Regions from separate parts of the Homo sapiens genome. Here region 1 is linked to region 2. Evidence: chromatin loops called from intact Hi-C (ENCODE). Cell type or tissue: K562. All regions are shown on one strand. Each heading gives the region's core, and the rest is flanking DNA. Links, peaks and the distances in the headings are about the cores only.

Evidence for each region. Peaks named below come from ENCODE experiments on the same cell type or tissue, not always from the same donor. Only the 100,000 strongest peaks of a DNase experiment are listed, where the experiment ranks them.
Region 1: it touches region 2 in a loop (3-fold over the local background); 45 of 110 quality-filtered maps call a loop at or near these places.

What each region holds. Positions count from the first base shown.
Region 1 is chr15:75,203,367-75,206,272 of GRCh38, forward strand. C15orf39 (chromosome 15 open reading frame 39) reads left to right here. Exons shown (of 3, transcript NM_015492.5): 2 at 2,633-2,906. The coding sequence starts at 2,683. Among named protein-coding and RNA genes, the nearest start is that of C15orf39, 2.9 kb to the left of the region's middle. In K562, for the core only: a CTCF peak has its summit at 1,588 (motif pointing left); a DNase peak (open chromatin) is centred at 1,575; H3K4me3 peaks cover 778 bases.
Region 2 is chr15:74,949,302-74,952,207 of GRCh38, forward strand. No RefSeq gene overlaps it. Among named protein-coding and RNA genes, the nearest start is that of RPP25, 6.0 kb to the right of the region's middle. RefSeq lists an enhancer at 1,386-1,435. In K562, for the core only: a CTCF peak has its summit at 1,262 (motif pointing left); a DNase peak (open chromatin) is centred at 1,260.

The sequences.
Region 1 (2,906 bases), core at 288-2,787, 250 kb after region 2:
TGCTCCCTGGGCACCTGCCCTTTCCGAGAGCTTGCTTGCCTCAGTATGGGTCAGGGAAGGAGGCACCTACATTTTGGCAACTGTCTTGAGTGGAGGAGTCGTCTCCCTTGAGAGAGTGTATCCTGGGCTTTCCACCTCCTACTGGCAGGAGATCAGGTCATTCCCACACCCCTAAGAGTTCTCTGTTGGCTCCCTGAAGCCGCCACCCCTCCCACAAAGACTCCTGAGGGTCCCAGGTGGTTTCCTGTCTATTGACTGGGTCCCAGATAGGGGCCTCAAGAAGTCTCCAGAGCAAAGGGTATTCCATGGGCTGAGACCCAGGAGAGAGGGACTCCTGGGGTGGGGGTGGGGACCCAGCAGACCCCAAGAAGCATGTGGGGGAGGTGAGACCAAAGTCAGTACTTAACCCAGAGTGTCCCAAGGGTGGAGGTGGGGAGGATCCACACTTCAAAACCCTACAGTTCCTTCTCACAGCATTGCTGTGGAGTGAGATGGGGGCTTTCACCCCTCGATAGCAGGTTTCTATCATAGGACACTGCTGTTGGGACTGTCACCTGTGTCCTAATGGCCCCTCTGTGTCTTCTCTAGGCTGGCCTGAGGTGTGGGGTTCTGTCCAGGAGATGAACCAGCTTGCTTTCTGGGTCTGCCTTGGTGGAAGTGGGCATTGGCCCCCACACTAGCCTTGTGTTTTCTAACCCCAAAATGTGCCGGTCTAACTCAGCCTGTGGCTGTCATTGGCTCCAACCAGAAGAGGCAAGGAGAGGGCTGGTCCTTGCTTGCCAGTCACTGAAACCTGTGACACTTTGCCCTAATCATAGCAAGATTGAGCTAGGTGGTCCTTTCTAAGCTACTGAGAGTTTCCAGGAATAGGGTGCTGGCTGGGGGAGGTAGAGGTAGGTCAGTGTGGCCCCAGAAGACAGGCTTCAGATGAGCCCCTAACGGGTTACTGGGTGCCTGCTGCCCTGAGGGGCCTCAGTCCCCATCCTTCCTTGGTCTTGTCTTAGAGCTTTGTCTTTTTTCAGCACATAGTTTTTCCATCAATACAATGGGAGTAGTGGCTAAGTAGCACTCTGGCCCCTGGGGCCTCCCTCCCTGGACTTTTTTCTTTTCTTTTCTTTTCTTTTTTTTTGTTTTGTTTTTTGTTTTTTGTGTTTTTTTGAGGTGGAGTCTCACTCTGCTGCCCAGGCTGGAAGTGCAGTAGCACAATCTTGGCTCACTGCAACCTCTGCCTCCTGAGTTCACGCAATTCTCCTGCCTCAGCCTTCAGCGTAGCTGGGATTACAGGCATGCACAACCATGCCTGGCTAATTTTTTTGTATTTTTAGTAGAGACAGCGTTTCACCATGTTGGTCAGGTTGGTCTTGAACTCCTGACCTCAAATGATCCGCACACCTCGGCTTCCCAAAGTGCTGGGATTACAGGTGTGAGCCACAGCACCTAGCCACCTCCCTGGACTTTCACACACGCCCCTGACGCTGTCTTGGCCCCACCCTGCCATGTGCCTAGGAATCGCCATCTGCAGCTTGGGGGCTGGGGGTGGATCCAGGCTCCTCATGCTCTGGGACCTTCCTGCTGGTGCTGCAGCACCATCTGCTGGGCTGCCCTGACTCCTGCGGAGGGGGAGGAGTGGGGCGAGAGGGGTGTGGCTTGTACAGACTGATGTCCCCAGTTACCTCTCCTAGGGGACTGCTCTCCAGAGCCAAGTCCAGTATCTCAGCATTGGCTTTGGGCCTAGGGACCTGGGCTGGAGGCCCGACTCTGCCATTTTTGACAAGATCAGCAGGTCAGAGGAGTGTCACAAGAAATCTGTGAATTTGTAGACAATACTCAGATTCCATGTTTTGGCTGCAGTGGGCATCACTGTGGCATCTTGGAATAGGACCCTGTGGTGGGAGGCAGGAGGCCTGCTTCTCGTTGTGTCTATTTCATTGGTGACTTTGGGATGAATGGGTCTCCTCATCTGTATATGAGGGGGTGGCGGCAGGGTATGTCAAGTGACCCTGAGACCCAGTGCCCCTACAAATTCTGAAATCCCAAGAAGGAGGGGATCTTGGGAGTTGTATGGAGGAAAATCGAACAGAAGGGGCTCCTGGAGTGGGGATGGGTGGGGGTTCTGTGTAGAATAATTCATTAAACAAAGGGTTCTGCAGCTTAAAATATACGAGTTGGGGTCAGGAGCAGTAGGTGGTTCATGCCTGTGATTTCAGCATTTTGGGAGGCCAAGATGGGAGGATCACATGAGTCCAGGAGTTCAAGACCAGCCTGGGTAACATAGTAAGACCCTGTTTCTACATAAAATACTAAAATGAGCCGGGTGTGGTAGCAGGCACCTGTGGTCCCAGCAACCTGGGAGTTGGGAGAATCACTTGAGCCCAGGAGGTTGAGACTGCGGTGAGCCAAGTTCATGTCATTGCACTCCAGCCCGGGCAACAGAGTGAGACCCTGCCTCAAAAAATACATACACGAGTTGGAAACCTCTGTCACGTGGCTCATGCACTCACAGTCTTAACTGAGCATCATTTAAGCGCCAGGTTCTTAGGTGTAGCCGTGAGCTGATGAGAGCAGCAGCCCTCTGTTGCTTTGCCTGTAGCCTGTTTTCCTGACAGCCCCTGCCTTTCTCTCTCTATCCCAGGTCAGAAGTTGAGTAGCAGGGGCCTAGGAGGGCTCGAAGCCTTCACAGCGATGGCAGAGAAGCGACCCCTGAGAACCCTGGGGCCTGTGATGTATGGCAAGCTGCCCCGCTTAGAGACAGACTCCGGGCTCGAGCACAGCCTGCCCCACTCTGTTGGTAACCAGGATCCCTGCACCTACAAGGGGTCCTACTTCTCCTGCCCCATGGCAGGTACTCCTAAGGCCGAGTCTGAGCAGTTGGCGTCCTGGACCCCATACCCACCCTTGTACTCTAC
Region 2 (2,906 bases), core at 137-2,636:
TAGGATTACAGGCGTGAGCCACCGTGCCCAGCCTTTTTTCCTTTTTTTTTTTCGAGACAGAGTCTCACTGTCACCCAGGCTGGAGTGCAGTAGCACAATCTGGTGGCTCACTGCAACTTCCACCTCCTGGGTTCAAGTCATTCTCCTGCCTTAGCCTCTTGAATAGCTGGGATTACAGGCATAAGTTACCACGCCTGGCCAATTTTTGTATTTTTGAAGAGATGGGGTTTCACAATGTTGGCCAGGCTGGTCTCAAACTCCTGACCTCAGGTGATCCACCTGCCTCGGCCTTCCAAAGTGCTGGGATTGATTACAGGCATGAGCCACCATGCCAAGCCAGAGTTTCCAAATAAGGTATCAGGGATTAGGACTTCAACATGTCTTGGTGGGGGGGCACGAAATTCAATTCATAGCACCTATAATATTCAGGTGTCAGAAACAACACTGGAATCCTCAAGCTGAATATACAAACCCAATTGCCATGGTGACCCTAGCTTCTCCAAAGGCAGGGGTACCCAAGGGCTCAGATGGGATGAGAAGCTGTGGAAGAGATAGGGGCAGCTTTGGCCATTGGTTGGATGGTTAAGAATTGTAATGTGACATCAGAACAGTTCAGAAACCTGGCTCAGAAAGTCTTTTGTTGGTTTGAAAGAGTGGAGTGATCATGGCTCACTGCAGACTGGACCTCCCAGACTCAAGCAATCCTCCCACCTCAGTCTCCTGAGTAACTGAACTGCAGGCACACACCACCACATCCAACTATTTAATTTTTTTTTTTTTTTTTTTTTTTTTTTTTTGTAGAGATGGTATCTCACTATGTTGCCAGGGCTAGACTCGGAACTCCTGGGCTCAAGTGATCAGCGCTCCTACCTTGGCCTCCCAAAATGCTGAGATTACAGGCATGACCCACTGTGCCTGGCCAGCGGCAAGTCCATTCAATCAACAACTCTCTAAGAGCTTCTCATGTGCCAGGAGCTGGGCAAGGAGCAAGGCAGGCAGGATCCAGTCAATCACGGGCTCATGGGTTAGTAGGGTGACCAATAGCCAAAAGATAAGACTAATGAGGACACACTTATAAACCAGTATCTGTGCTCTGAAAGGAAGAAACTTGATGCCTTTGAGGAGACCCTCCTGTGGCTGCATTTTCCTCCTCTTTCATTCTCCTTCCCTTCCTTCCTTTCCTTTGCCTTTCTAACTACCATTCTCTTGGAGACCTGCGAGTGTTTCAACATCTCAGTGAAATAGAGGGACGAGAGCATCACCTAGTGGTCAGTGTGGGCATAGCAATGACCAAAACTGAACTAATCAGCTTGGGAGATGAAGGGCAAGGGGTGGTGGGGGTAGGCAGTGTGTGTGTCTGGCCCAGGTATGCACCTAACAGTGAAGTGAATACACTCTGGCAGATTCATGGCAATGGACAACAGCTCTTAAAGATTTACCAATTTGAAGCTGGGTACTCCCACCTCCCACAAAAAATAATCACTCCATTGTTTGGTCCTGACATAGCACGTCCCCTGGGGTGCCAGAAAGGCAGACCAAGTCCTGGCCAGGCAGGGTTAATGCTCAAGGAGAACCCTCCCATTTCCTGGCTGTAATAGCAGTGAAATCCTACCTAGCCTGGGTAGCTCTCACATCTGCTCCCATCTCCCTCCGCATTGCCGATGTCTCATCTCTTATCCCTGCATTGTCTCTAGGGTCTAATCAGACCCCCTTCCAATCCACTCCCACTTACACAGGTGTCAGAGGGATCCTTCTCAAACACCAGTCAGATCTGGGCTCAGAGCACTCCCTGGCTCCCAGTGGCTCCCTCACTTCCCTGTGACCTGGCTCCCACCGGCTCCCTCACTTCCCTGTGACCTGGCTCCCACCTAGCACTCTAGTTCACCTGCATCTCTACACGTTACCCTCTGCCATCTCCTCTATCCATCAGACACCTGTGGCAGCCTCAGCATCATACACACCCGCTCTCTATGCTCTGCCTGGAGCTCCCTGTCCAGTCTTGGTCAGCTGGCTAACTCCTGATCCTTGGAGAACCAGCTCCATCAGCACCTCTGGGCAAGGTAAGTTCCCCTTCTCAGAGCTCCCATCTTCTATCATCACACTGTGCTAGATGGGCCCAGGCTGGAGTGCGATGGCACATCTCAGCTCACTGCAACCTCCACCTCCTGGGTTCAAGCGATTCTCCTGCCTCAGCCTCCCAAGTAGGTGGGATCACAGGCGCCCGCCACCATGCCCGGCTAATTTTGTATTCATCATATTGGTCAGGCTGGTCTCAAGCTCCTGACCTCAGGTGACCCCCCCCCCCCCGTCTCTGCCTCCCAAAGTGCTGGGATTACAGGCGTGAGTCACCACACCTGGCCAAGACTCGGCCCTCTTTGAGGTACAGTGTCTGATTATGCTGTGATTCTATACCCAGCCCCAGCCCATTTCTAGACTGGGTCCCGGTACAACAGTGAACACTTGTTGAATGAATGAAGGCTCAGGTGGAAGTCCATCACTCATTCGACCATGAGCTCTGGGCCTTGCATTATATACTTTTATGTTTCCAAATGGATTTTGTTTTTGTGACCTAAGTTTTCTAGGTGTGAGACTTCACTGCCGCTCCTAGTCTGGAAGTATCCCAAGGCGGGGCCAAGGCAAGCACCAGGCTGGGTCCAGGAAGCTCCTGGGTAGAGACCACTATTGGAAAAATGGGGTTTCACAAGAGGGACTCTCCCACTCTGCCACTAGTCGGCTCCTGAAATGGGCCTTGTCTCTGAGGTGCTCCCCTAGCCACCCCTCCCTTTATCCCAGGACTTCTGAGGTTCCCACTTCAGCCTTGGTGGTGGGGAGCGGGTAGAGGAACATCTGTCACCTTCTTTTGGAGCCTGCTCCTAGGTCAGTGGGGCCAGAAATCAGTAGGGCAG